3 separate regions of the Homo sapiens genome follow, and regions 1 and 3 are each linked to region 2. A link is a contact called in ENCODE Hi-C or POLR2A ChIA-PET data. All regions are on one chromosome and are shown on one strand. Each heading gives the region's core, a stretch centred on a gene start or an enhancer-like site at or near the end of the contact. The rest is flanking DNA. Distances are from core to core; before and after follow the strand shown.

What was found. Hi-C counts contacts between places; a loop is a spot of excess contacts on that map. ChIA-PET counts read pairs that join two places held with the same protein, here RNA polymerase II (POLR2A). Pooled maps may share reads with other maps.
Region 1: a loop to region 2 is called in a map of naive thymus-derived CD4-positive, alpha-beta T cell, with 9 times the contacts of the local background. The contact joins the promoter of ERP29 here to the promoter of TPCN1 in region 2. A Hi-C loop is called at or near these places in 1 of 168 maps with a recorded cell type or tissue (naive thymus-derived CD4-positive, alpha-beta T cell), 4 of 37 single-sample maps with no recorded cell type and 9 of 50 pooled maps.
Region 3: a loop to region 2 is called in a map with no recorded cell type, with 9 times the contacts of the local background. The contact joins the promoter of TRAFD1 here to the promoter of TPCN1 in region 2. A Hi-C loop is called at or near these places in 1 of 37 single-sample maps with no recorded cell type and 7 of 50 pooled maps. POLR2A ChIA-PET finds 5 or more read pairs at or near these places in 1 of 52 experiments (GM10248).

What each region holds. Positions count from the first base shown.
Region 1 is chr12:112,010,758-112,015,088 of GRCh38, forward strand. ERP29 (endoplasmic reticulum protein 29) reads left to right here and starts at 2,669. Exons shown (of 3, transcript NM_006817.4): 1 at 2,669-2,852. The coding sequence starts at 2,709. TMEM116 (transmembrane protein 116) reads right to left here and starts at 2,408. Exons shown (of 11, transcript NM_001193531.2): 1 at 2,245-2,408. RefSeq lists enhancers at 366-879, 1,384-2,272, 2,143-2,332, 4,003-4,142 and silencers at 2,493-2,572, 2,913-3,002.
Region 2 is chr12:113,219,972-113,224,464 of GRCh38, forward strand. TPCN1 (two pore segment channel 1) reads left to right here and starts at 1,493. Exons shown (of 28, transcript NM_017901.6): 1 at 1,493-1,655. DRC10 (dynein regulatory complex subunit 10) reads right to left here and starts at 1,123. Exons shown (of 5, transcript NM_001330452.2): 1 at 1,026-1,123. RefSeq lists enhancers at 722-871, 4,202-4,371 and a silencer at 3,193-3,487.
Region 3 is chr12:112,124,185-112,128,341 of GRCh38, forward strand. It overlaps TRAFD1 (TRAF-type zinc finger domain containing 1), which reads left to right and starts at 1,376. Exons shown (of 12, transcript NM_006700.3): 1 at 1,376-1,434. RefSeq lists enhancers at 1,101-1,395, 1,373-1,422, 1,833-1,902.

The DNA.
Region 1 (4,331 bases), core at 1,419-3,918, 1.2 Mb before region 2:
CTCTGCCCTCTTGGTCCTCTGGCAGTCCTCTGCCCTACTCTGGCTGAACCCAGGGTTTTTATGGACCTCCGAGGGGAGGAAGTACATGCCGATTGGTCCATGGGCAGGCCAGAAGATGCACCACGAGTCCCTACTCCAGTCTGCAGGACTGGCAGCCTGGACCCCTGTCTTCAGGCCCTCCCTGACCTGAAGGTGGGGTCTTACTGGGGACTCACCCACTTCTACCCTGGAATCAATCTGCCTCCCATTGCCATTCTTGGCCCCAAGCCCGCTCTGAGATTGGAGCAGGCCCCGGGAGTAGAGAGAGTCCAGGCGGTGGGAACAGACACTCCTGAGCCTGCAGGGATTGCAGTAGGGTGTCTTGCTGGTCCCCCAAGGGTGCAGGCTGCAGAGATGCCCAGGTCCTGCACCTGGGAGGGCAGCCACAATGGCACCAGGGGCTCCTGCCTCAACTCAGAAGGGGCGGGGCTCCCACAGGCTCCATGGAGTGTGCAGCCCCAGTCACACCTCCCTGCTGCAGCTGGCTGCCATCAATAGGGCAAACTCAAAATTTTTCTTAACTTCCCCAGACACATTCACACATACACACACACAAACACACACACACTTTCTTTCAAAATTTATATCCAATCAAACTGGTTGTCCATGATTGGATCCTGTTATCACTGTTGACTATTTATACACATACATTTTGGAAACATACAATGGTTAATTATAGCAGTAAGTCCCTTACAATGCATTGTATATGTTCTCTTACATGCATTTGTTCATCAAATCTTGTGAATTCTACCCTTTAAAAGTTTGTCAATTCCATCCATACTTCTTCAGCCCTATTATGTCCTACTGCATGACCTTAACCTCTTCCAACTAGACTATTGCCATACCCCATTAATTGGCTTTAGTCCCGTCTTCTCAATTCCAATCCATTTCCTTCATTCCTGAGTAATGTTGTTTTTGTTTTGAGACAGTCTTCTCTGTTGCCCAGACTGGAGTGCAGTGGCAGCAATCAGGGCTGACTGCAGCCTCGACCCCTCAGGTCCAAGTGATCCTGCTGCCTCAGCCTCCCAAGTACCTGGGACCACAGGCATGCACTACCACACATGGCTAATTTTTCTACTTATTGTAGAGACGAGGTTTCATTACGTTGCCCAGGCTGACCTGGGTGCTGTTTCTACACACAAATCTAACCTCACTCTCCTAGTTAAAACTTCTGGTGACTCCAAACCCTTTAGCTTGGTGAGACCCTTTCGAATCCGCCCCATGGAAGCTCAGTAATAATCAATCAAAATAAAAAAGAGCGGCAGCAGCTGTTGCGCCAGTTCGCCTTTACATAGATTCATCTCAACCAGTTCCCCAACATGCCTGTGCATAATTTTCCCATTGTTAGAAATGCCCTGTTTCTCTTTGCCTCATGCACGCCCCCTCTTATTTCAAGGTCCAGCTCAAAAGTCACCTCCTGTCTACAACTTCCTCTGATGCTCCTGAGCAGGGATGGCTGAATCTCTGTCTCTTTACAATAAGAAAATACGGTCTTTTTTTTTCTTTTTGAGACTGAGTCTCGCTCTGTCACCTAGGCTGAAGTGCAATGGCGAAATCTCGGCTCACCCCAACTTCCGCCTCCTGGGTTCATGCAATTCTCCTGCCTCAGCCTCTTGAGTAGCTGGGATTACAGGCACGCACCACCACACTCGCCTGATTTTTAGTAGAAACGGGGTTTCACCATGTTGGCCAGGCTGGTCTCGAACTCCTGACCTCAGGTAATCCACCTGCCTCGGCCTCCCAAAGTGCTGGGATTACAGACGTGAGTCAACGCGCCCAGCCGGAATAATATTTTACAGCAATTACACTGCACTGTTTAGATCATTATTCCTATGCCGCCTCCTCCCCCAACAAAGTGCGTGCCTTCAGCACACAACGGTCTTGTTTCTGCTTATTCCGTAGCCCCGCAGGCAAAGCCAGAGTCTGGCACAAGCCAGGGACCGAGTGACTACCTGCGGAACAGAATGATTAGAATTGCGTCTGGGGTTCCTGGAGGGTGGGCCTTGGCTGGGCGGATCCCAGGAGCCTGGCGTCTCCCAGGGGAGGCGCTCACCTCAGATCGGGCCTAAGAGGGCCCTGCTTGCCACACTGACCGCCAAGCCTGGCCAAAAAGCTCAGGGAAGCCGCGGAGCCACTGCCCGCCTGGGTCAGGGTGGTGACGGAGCCTGACTGAGAATAACGGCTGAACTTGACTAATAGACTGACCGAGGGTTGGAGCGGGTCCCAACCAACTGCCTGACGGCCCAAAGGCAGGAAGAAACGATGGTAGGCCTTGTCATCTTCGAAGGAGAGGAAGGACAGCAAACGAATTGCTATAGCGTCCCCATGCGCACTTGGCGCTTCTCCTCAAGCGGAGCAGGAACGGAACTGGGCGGACCCGCCGGAAGACTCGGCGAGTGCGCGCGCGCAGGAGCCCATTTTCCCGCCCGCAACGTGGCCCCGCCCTTTTACCCAGGCCCTACGCGAGCTTCGCCGAGTACGCGTGCGCAGCAGCTTCCCCTCCCTCGCCCCGCCCCTCACGTGGCCCCACCCTCTCACCCTAGACAGATGGGAGCCTCCTGGGGTGTCCACGTGAGCGCGCGTGAGTCCGCCCCCCCAGTCACGTGACCGCTGACTCGGGGCGTTCTCCACTATCGCTTACCTACCTCCCTCTGCAGGAACCCGGCGATATGGCTGCCGCTGTGCCCCGCGCCGCATTTCTCTCCCCGCTGCTTCCCCTTCTCCTGGGCTTCCTGCTCCTCTCCGCTCCGCATGGCGGCAGCGGCCTGCACACCAAGGGCGCCCTTCCCCTGGATACGGTCACTTTCTACAAGGTAACCGGGGCGGGGGACGTCGCGCGCAGGTGCCGCCGGGGCGCCCGGAAGAGCGCGCGCCCGTGGGGAGACGCTGGATTCCGGGAGCTGACGGGAGGTGGTCTGTAGCAACGGTCCCAGAGCTTCCCGGCGTCCTACAGGCCTAGTGGACTCTGAGCGGAGAATGTTATGACCACCGGGCATGCACGCTTCAGGGCCCCGGCGCACCCTTGCTTTTGCAGCATTTATACTTGCATCCACCCTTGCAAAGATGCAGCCGAGGGAACTGGGTGCCCCTTCCCTTCACCTGTGGGGAGAGGGCGGTGCCTGGCGAGATCCAACCCTCGAGTCCCAAGTGGGAGAACCGGAGGGCGGTGCGAGGTCGACGCCACCGGGCTCCCGGCTGTGGAAGCTGGGAGGGGTTGGCGGGGGGAAATGCAGGCGCGTTAGCCTGCGTGTCCGCGCCCCTCTTCCCAGGGTTGGATTGCAGCCTGCTTTGCAGTGTGCAAACAATGATCAGATATCATACATCTTGAATAGTGCAAGCGTGAAGAATAAGCTTCAGTTCAGCCACCCTGTAAAGCAGGGGTCCCCAACCACCAGGCCCGTCGGTGGCCTGTTAGAAACCGGGCCGCACAGCAGGAGGTGAGCGGCAGGCGAGCTAGCACTACAGCCTGAGCTCCGCCTCCTGTTACATCAGCTGCGGCATTACATTCTCATAGGAGCACGACCTTTATTGTGAACTACGCATGTGAGGGATCCAGGTTGTGTGCTTCTTATCAGAATCTAATGCCTGATGATCTGAGGCGAAACAGGTTCATGTCGAAACCACCCAACCCCGTGGAAAAGTTGTCTTCCATGAAACCAGTTCTTGGTGCCAAAAAGGTTGGGGATAGCTGTTGTAGGAAACATCTTGGGGTTGGCAACAAAATCAGTAAAATTGGGTCAAGGCATGGAAGAATTTGCCACTACCTCCGCCTTTCCCCCCTTCCATTTTTGCAGAATTAGGGATCCTGGCCTGAGTAAATGGACGGTTGGAAATGGTGGCTGAATGCAACACCGCAGTCCCAGTCCCCTCCTCTTGCACCTGTCTTCACCCACGAGCAGCTTTTAACTTCCTCTAGGAGATGGGCAAGCTTAGTGTTGCGAGAGAGCCAGTCATTTCATTTTCAGGTTTTGTACTCATTGTGGGGAAGTGAAACCAAGAAGTAGTTGTCTCCAGTGGTTGAAGTCTCCTATTTTCAAGCGTTCCCTGTCGTGGATTTGGCACTTGCAGCTCATTCAAGGCAAAGTTTCAAGAATTTAAAAGTGTAGGCCGGGCTTAGTGGCTCACGCCTGTAATCCCAGCACTTTGGGAGGCTGAGGCGGGTAGATCACCTGAGGTCAGGAGTTTGAGACCAGCCTGACCAACAAGGTGAAACCCCGTCCCTACTAAAAATACAAAAATTAGCTGGGCGTGGTGGTGGACACCTGTAGTCCCAGCTCCTCGGGAGGCTTAGA
Region 2 (4,493 bases), core at 243-2,742:
TAATTTTTGTATTTTTAGTAGAGACAGGGTTTCACCATGTTGGCCAGGCTAGTCGCAAACTCCTGGCCTCAGGTGATCTGCTGGCCCAGGTGATCTGCTGGCCTCGGCCTCCCAAAGTGCTGGGATTACAGGCTGAGCCACCGCGCCCGGCCCTTAGCCTCATTTAATCATCACAAGAAACTCTCTGTCTTCAGTAGGTACAATGAGATCACATCTTAAGGATGGAGATGGGAGTTAAATTCCAAAGTTAGGATAAAGGCAAAAGTGGTGTAATAAAAATTACCTAATTTATTTATTTATTTGAGACAGAGTCTTGCTCTGTTGCCCGGGCTGGAGTGCAATGGCGCTATCTTGGCTTACTGCAACCTAAGTCTCCCGGGTTCAAGTGATTCTCGTGCCTTAGCCTCCCGAGTAGTTGGGATTACAGGTGCGCCTCCATGCTCAGCTAATTTTTGTATTTTCAGTAGAGATGGGGTTTCACCATACTGGCTAGGCTGGCCTAGAACTCCTGACCTCAAGTGATCTGCCCGCCTCGGCCTCCCAAAGTGCTGGGATTACAGGCGTGAGCCACCATGCTCGGCAAAAACAACAACAACAACAACAAAACAAACAAACAAAACTACCTAATTTAAACACTGAAGTGAGATTGCCTGCTCACCGAGGAACGTATGGCCGTTGGGTGAAATGGGAGGGGACTTATAAACTCCCCTCCCACCCACAGCTCCCATGTTTGACTTGAAATAAGTTAACTACGATATGACTCTGCTTGACTGTTGTCCTCCTCGTTTTAGGGATGAGGGAGTGGAGCCATGAAGTGGGCAGGTAGAAGGGCAGAATGGAGGCCGGCTCCCTGCAGGTTGTGGAGCGAAAGGTCCAGACTAAGGCAGGAGCTGAGGGACAGGGTCCTGAAGCTGAGACGAGATCGCAGCGGGGGCTTCTAATTCCTCAGGGAGCCAAAGGACAGAGGGCTGAACCCTATTCCACATCTCCCCCGATCCGCGACCCTTTCCCAACTGGCTACTCACCTGCTCTGACCGCTCCAGGTTTCCCTAGCCACAGTTACCGCCGCGGTCCCTGCGTTGCTAGGTTACCCGCCAATCTCAGAAGGCGAGACTCGGTGTCTGACTGACCTTTCTTTTCACCATTCAATTTATTGTTCCGCTCAGTTGTCCCCACCTCCTGAAGTCTGACCAATCAGAAGCACCGCCATTTTGACCTTTCACCAATGGAAAGACTTGGGACTCCCTCTGGGTTGGACTCAACGAGTAAGGCGGGGAACAAGGGAGGAGTAAGGGGCGTGGATTCTTCGTCCCGCCCCTTCTTAAGGAGGCGGGCAGGGAGTACCGCATCGGCGGCGGGCGAGACCTGCGGAAGGACGTGATAGTTGGCCAATCAGAGTTCATCACGGTAGCCCAGTTAGCCAGTAGGACGCTGTGAAGGGGAAATGGGGCGGGGCCAGCGGGGTTGAGAGGACGGTAGGCGGTGGATAGGAGAGCTGGCGCAGCTGCCCTGGTGGCAGTGGCTGAAGTGGCGGCGGCTTCGGCGGCTGCGGCGGCTGCAACAGCTTCGGGCTCGGGGTTTTGGCGGCGGCGCCGGCGGGCTAGGCTGCGCGGTGCGGACCCCGGCGCGCGGTCCGGGTTGCTGGGGCGGCGCGTGTAAGAATCCGAGGGATGCGACGGCTTGGCCCGAGGGAGAGGGCAGGGATCAGGGGTCAGAGGACGCGGAGTAAGGGGTTGCGGCGCAGCACTCTGGTGTGGGAGGTGGGCCGTACGGGCCCAGAGGGGGCGCAGGGAAGTCTCCACCGCGCTTCTCTCCGTCCAGCCCGGGCCGGGGCTTTGCACCCTCTCTCCTCGCCCCCGACTTCTTAGGGCGACCCTCACGTGGGCTCCCAGCCAGGGGCTGGGAGCACGTGGAGCTGGAGCCAGCTGTCCTGCCTCCTTCTTCCTCCCTCCCTCGCTCTTCTCCCTGGCGCCCTTAGGTGACCCCACAGGAGTCTTGTGCCTGGGTCAGGCTGCCCCAGCGGACAGCGGGATGGTAGCTGAACCTCTTCCCCTAGGCCCTTTCCCCAGCGCTGGCCAGTTGGGTCCTCTGTAGAGGCAGAAGCAAAGCCCGCGGAGGGAACACTGGACCAGGACGCAGGAGTCCCGGGTTCTAGCCCTACTCCTCCACTGTGTGACCTTGGGCAAGTCTCTTCCCCTCTCTGGGCCTCATTTTTGTCTGTCTGGAAAAATGACGTGTTTGAATTCAAATCAGGGGACTGGTTCTAGTCGTAGGTGTATATAGGGTAATGGTTAAGCAGGCAGGGTCCCTGATTCAGACTGCCTGGGTTGAAACTTATAAAAGGCAAGTTAACCACTCCAAGCTTCAATTTCCTCATTCCTAAAGTGGGGATATTAGCTAAGATAGGATTTTTCAACAGCAGCTCAGTTGACATTTTGAGCCACATAATTCTGTTTCGGGAGGTCTCACCTGTGCATTGAAGCAAGTTCAGTGGCATACCTGGACTCCACCCACCAGCAATCCCCCCACTCCCAAGTTGTGACAGTCAAGATGTCTCCAGACATTGCCGATGTCCCCATGGGGGCAAAAATCACCCCAGTTGAAAGCCAGTGGGCAAAGGCAGTACAGGCAGGCAAGCAGTCATATATTAAACAGTTAAACAACCGTGTTGAAGCATTTGAATGCGAGGACTTTAATCTATGGTGGCAGATATCATGAAAATTATGCATGAACAACCCCCCTGCCTCTTTTTTTTTAGCTCATCATTAATGGTAGTGTATTTTATGTGTGGCCCAAGATAGTTCTTCCAGCGTGGCCCAGGGAAGCCAAAAGGTTGGACAGCCGTGAGTTAAAACATAGAAACCACTAGCCATTATGATAATGGTAACATTAAGAAACCTCTTCTCTGTGAGTTAATAAATTCTCCTGCCTTCAAAGTAAACATGGGAGATAATTGTCAAAGCTGAGTAATGGATACAAGGAAGTTCACGTATATATTCTCTGCACTTTTGAGAATGTTTGAAAATATCTGTGGTAAAAAGTTAAACCAAAACGACAATACAACCATAATTCTTAAGACTGCCAAATAGTAGTGTCTCATCTGGGATTTCCTCTTCTGCCTTTCCACTGCTGAGATTTAAAAGCAAAATAAATCCCCAGATCTGGAGGAAACTTAAGAAAAAAAAACTCACAGGAAGTGTGCTGGGCAGAGAGCTACGGGCTTAGCAGCAAGTAGAATGATGTTTACTTTCGCTGCCTTGTTTCAAAACGTTGTACTGTTCCCTGTGGATGCACAAGGATTTGCTTGGAGTTGTTCCAATGATTCGAGGAAGAAGTCAGTTGCTCAGCTGCCATTGACTAGGTCAGTTGGGAGGCAAAGTGGGTTGAGCCCAGAGCCCACAGCTTGAGGAAGGAACCTGCTGCTGTTTGCAAGTTCAAAGGTCTGCAGTCAGATCTGCTGAGTCTTTTTTTTTTTTTTTTTGGTTCTTCTCAGCGGAAACGGGAATGTGCATAAATAGGAGCTGTAACAGGCTAGCTCGGAGTGTTTTACTTATTTAGTTATTTTTAAATTTTTAGTTTATTTATTTTTTGAGATGGAGTCTCGCTCTGTCGCCCAGGCTGGAGTGTAGTGGCGTGATCTCAGTTCACTGCAACCTCTGCCTCCTGGGTTCAAGTGATTCTCCTGCTTCAGGCTCCCCAGTAGCTGGGATTACAGGCATGCACCACCACACCTGGCTAATTTTTGTATTTTTAGTAGAGACCAGGTTTCGCCATGTTGGCCAGGCTGGTCTCAAACTCCTGACCTCAAGCGATCCACCTGCCTCGGCCTCTCAAAATGTTGGGATTACAGGCATGAGCCACCACTCCCGGCTGCTCTGAGTGTTTTAAATTGGGAGTTAAGGATGAGCACTTTTACTGTATTAAAAAATACTCACCAGTTAAAAAAAAATACTCTTTTCCCCTTCCTCGGACACCTAAATCTAAGAGAACAACTCCTATATAAAAATGATATAAAAATCATACATTTTGGAAGTATGTTTCTAACTGTTCTGAGAGGCTGCATGGTAAAGCTGAAGTGAAAGATGTATTTTAAATCTGTATATATGAGCAAGTATATATTGATGATTGAAGCTAGGTGCTGCCTAAATACATGGCCCAGACTTTGAGGAATTATAGTGTAATGGCTGGGAATACAGGTTTGGAGTCACACCGTAGAGCTGAAAGCTTGGCTTTTATTTAGCTGTGGGTCCTTGGGCAGGATACGTAATCTGTCTGTGCCTGAAATACCCACCACACCCATCCTGTAATGGGGGGATAATAAGCCTGCCTATCTCATGGGGCTATTAAGAATTTTCAGTTAACTTTTACTTATGAAGTGCTAGTAGGGTCCCTCATACATAGTACGCACTCATTGAGTATTAACTATTATTATTATTACTATTTTGAGACGAGTCTCGCTCTGTCGCCCAGGCTGGAGTGCAGTGGTGCAATCT
Region 3 (4,157 bases), core at 126-2,625, 1.1 Mb before region 2:
CATATTTAAGCTAAATATTTTATCTTGTTATAAATATTGCTTTGAGACGGAGTTTTGATTTTGTTGCCCAGGCTGGAGTGCAGTGGCTCAATCTCGGCTCACTGCAACCTTCACCTCCTGGGTTCAAGCGATTCTCCTGTCTCAGCCTCCCAAGTAGCTGGGATCATAGGCGCCTGCCACCACGGCCAGCTAATTTTTGTATTTTTAGTAGAAACGGTGTTTCACCATGTTGGCCAGGCTGGTCTTGAACTCCTGACCTCAGGTGATCCACCAGCCTCTGCCTCCCAAAGTGTTGGCATTACAGGCGTGAGCCACCGCGCCCAGCCTGTTAGATGCTTTTCTTGCTTAGTACTATCTCATTAACATTTTGCAATTATATTATATTATATTATATTATATTATATTATATTATATTATATTATTTTTGAGACGGGGTCTTTCTCTGTCCCCCAGGCTGGAGTGCGGTAGCATGATCAGGGCTCACTCCAGCCCTGCCTCCTGGGCTCGAGGGATCCTTCCACCTCAGCCTCCCAAGGAGGTGGAACTACAGGTGCGTGCCACCACGCCTGGCTAATTTTTGTATTTTTTTTGTAGAGATATGGTTTCATTATATTGCCCAGGCTGGTCTCTAATTCCTGAGCTCAAGAGATCCACCCGCCTTGGCCTCCATATTTTGCAATTATAATCTGCAATGGAATCATAATTTTAAATTGCTGTATTGTTTGTAATATGTGCTTGGTTATACTTATATAATTATAAGTTGGTTTGTAATATGTGCTTGGTTATACTTATATAATTATTCTCTCCTTTATTATACATGAGGTAAGAGAAGCTCAGGGAATCCATTCAGGCAGCAAGTGGAGAAACTAGCTCTCAAACCTGCATCTCAGGCTCTCATTCTTCCACTGCAAAAAAGCAAAGTGCTCAAAAAATATGGTCACAGATCTGCAGAAGTCTTGCACAAGGGCATTATCATAGCAATAAGAATGACTAATAAGTATTAACGGCCCATGAGAAAAGAACAAATACCATTAATTATCTCAATATATTAAGCATATTAGTAATGTTTGTACAGAATTATTCATGCAAATATTATTAGCCTGTGTCGGGGACAGTTGCTAAACTCAGCAACAGGCTCACAGCTCAGCTTCGTGCCTCTGGTTCCAGATGTGCAGGGGCCAGGGCTTCCAGGGACACGCCCCCGTGGGCCTCCAGGGAGCCAATCGACGCGCAGAAGGCGGGGCCCTGGGAGCGACAACGGTGTTATCCAATGGGCCGACAGCTGGAGCCGCCCCTGGCCAATGGGCGCGCTCCTCCGCGATGGGCGGAAGTGGTGAGGCAGCTCTGAGGGCCGTTGTTCAGTGCGGGGTCTGACAGAGGAGGCTCCGTGTCTGCAGCTAGTGTGTCAACTCAGCGTTTCTCCTCTCGTCCCTGGTGAGGTGTAGCGGCGGCACGCGGCTGGAGATCCCCTGTGGCCTCCAGTTTAGGAAGGGTCCAGCATCCCAAGGGAGGGGTGTGTGGGCGAGGGGTCTCTGGGCCCGGGGTCGCGGCTGTGAGGAGAGGATGCCCGCGCGGCGGCATCTCAGGCACCTGGAGGAGGCCGCGCTTTCTCCTCAGGGAACCGGCGCCTTGGCAGCCCCCGGCGACGCCGCCCCCTTCGCGGCCTAGGTTGGTCTGGTGAGCCGGGAAGCGGGCGTCGTTCGCAGCGCCGCTGTGACCACCGCGTCCCGGGCGGAGCTGGGCTCAGTGCCGGCCTGGGCCTAGAGTCCGAGCCTCGAGCTGCCGGCGTGGGGGGTCGCGAGTGGCCTAATGCGGCCTCGAAGCCGAAGGACCCGAGTCCGAGCTCGCACTCCGACCCGCTGGTGCTGTGGAAAACTCAGGTGGCCTTCCGCTTTCGTAGCCTCTAAAGTGGGGACCAAGACTTTCACCTCTTAGGATTGTAGTCGGGATTAAAAGATTTTCCCGGTAAGCGTTTGGCAACTGCTATTATTTGAGAAGCCGCTTACTTCTTCACTCCCCATCACCGACCTTCCTGGGGACGGGGGCGATTGGAAACTGCCTTGGGGTATCTGGACCCGGCAGGGGAAGCTCCGCCGCCTCGGGCAGAGGGACGGTCCCCTCTGCGGACTAGAGAGATCTAGCTGACCCCCAACAGGCTCCTTATAAGCTTGAAGACTTTTCTGTGCCTCAACTCTTCCGTGCATTCGCCCGTTTCCTTGACCCTTTGAAGTATTGTCAGTCCTCTGCCTGAAGAATCTGAGGCCCAGAGAGGTTAAATCTGGCAGAACCAGCCAGACCTTGACCCCCAGAGGGGGACCCTGCAGGCTACCCCCAGTCTCCTTGCATCTAGAAAAGCAAGCACCTGCTACATCTGAGCTCTGGCCTTAGAGTTGGCCAGAGTGGGCTGGAATAGAGCACACCTGAAATCAGTCGGACAGCCTTCCTTAGTTGCCATTTCATATCAGAGTGAATATCTTTTTTTTTTTTTGAGATGGAGTCACCTTCTGTTGTTCAGGTTGGAGTGCAGTGGCGAGATCTCAGCTCACTGCAGCCTCCGCCTCCTGGGTTTAAGTGATTCTCTTGCCTCAGCCTCCTGAGTAGCTGGGATACAAGCGCCCGTCACCACGCCCAACTAATTTTTGTATTTTTAGTAGAGACTTGGTTTTGCCATGTTGGCCAGGCTGGTCTCGAACCCCAGACCTCCAGTGATCTGCCCACCTCGCCCTCCCAAAGTGCTGGGATTACAGGCGTGAGCTGCTGCGCCCAGCCCAGAATGGGTGTCTTGAATTATGTCATTCCCTAGTTTAAAGCCCTTCAGTGGTTTACCATTGAGCTTGGAATCGAATCCAATATTCTTTCTGTCTGATATGACAAGACCTTCTTGAGTCATTCCCCTTTTTTATTATGCTCTTCCAGATCTGCCTTTACTTTCTCTTTCATTGCTTTTAGGCCTTTTGCCCTTCCCACTGCCTGGATGGATTTCCCCGCATTCCCATCCTCTATCTTTGTCTTTTCGTGGTTGGCTCTTGTACTTCAGTTCTTAATTTAAATGTCGTCTCCCCAGAAAGTTCTTCCCTGACCACTCTTATCTACCTAAAGTAGATTTGCCTCTATTCCGCCCCCATTTATTTGTCAGTATACTTTTCCATCACAATACTCAAGTTATATGTATTTTTTTGCTTATTGTTTTTCTCTACCACTAAATCGCTTTATCAGAGACTATATTTCCTTATTTTGTAAAGTATTTTTAGTGCCAGGGCACAGTGGCACACAGTATGGTCTTCTTTTTCTTTGAGACAGGGTCTCACTCTGTCACCCCGGCTGGAGTGCAGTGGTGTGATCACAACTCACTCACTGTAGCCTCGACCTCCTGGGCTCAAGCCTCCCAAGTAGCTGGGACTACCTCAGCCTCCCACCCCAGCCTCCCAAGTAGCTGAGATTACAGGCATGTGCCACCATACCCACCTAATTTTTTGCTTTTTTGTTTTTTGTTTTTTTTGAGAGGGAGTCTCGCTCTGTCGCCCAGGCTGGAGTGCAGTGGCGTGATCTCGGCTCACTGCAAGCTCTTTTTAGTAGAGACTGGGTTTCACCATGTTAGGCAGGATGGTCTCGATCTCCTGACCTTGTGATCCACCTGTCTCGGCCTCCCAAAGTGCTGGGATTACAGGCATGAACCACCGCACCCGGCTGCTTATTTTTTATAAAGGCAGGGTCTTACTATGTTTCCTGGCTGGCCTTGAACTCCTGAGCTCAAGTGATCCACCCACCCCAGCCTTCCAGAGTGCTGGGATTACAGGTGTGAGACACTGCACCTGGCCCACAGTATTGTCCTTTTTTTTTTTATTTTTATTTTTTGAGACAGAGGCTCACTCTGTTGCCCAGGCTGGGGTGCAGTGGTGTGATCCTGGCTTACTGCAACCTCCACCTCCCGGGTTCAAGCAATTCTGCTTCAGCCTCCCTAGTAGCTGGGACTACAGGCACCCGGCTAATTTTTTTATTTTTAGTAGAGAGGTGTTTCGCCATGCTGGCCAGGCTGGTCTTGAACTCCTGACCTCAAGTGATCCGCCCACCTCAGCCTCCCAAAGTGCTGGGATTACAGGCATGAGCCACTGGACCCAGCCTCAAAGTATTGTCTTAATTAAGCATGTTGAACAAAT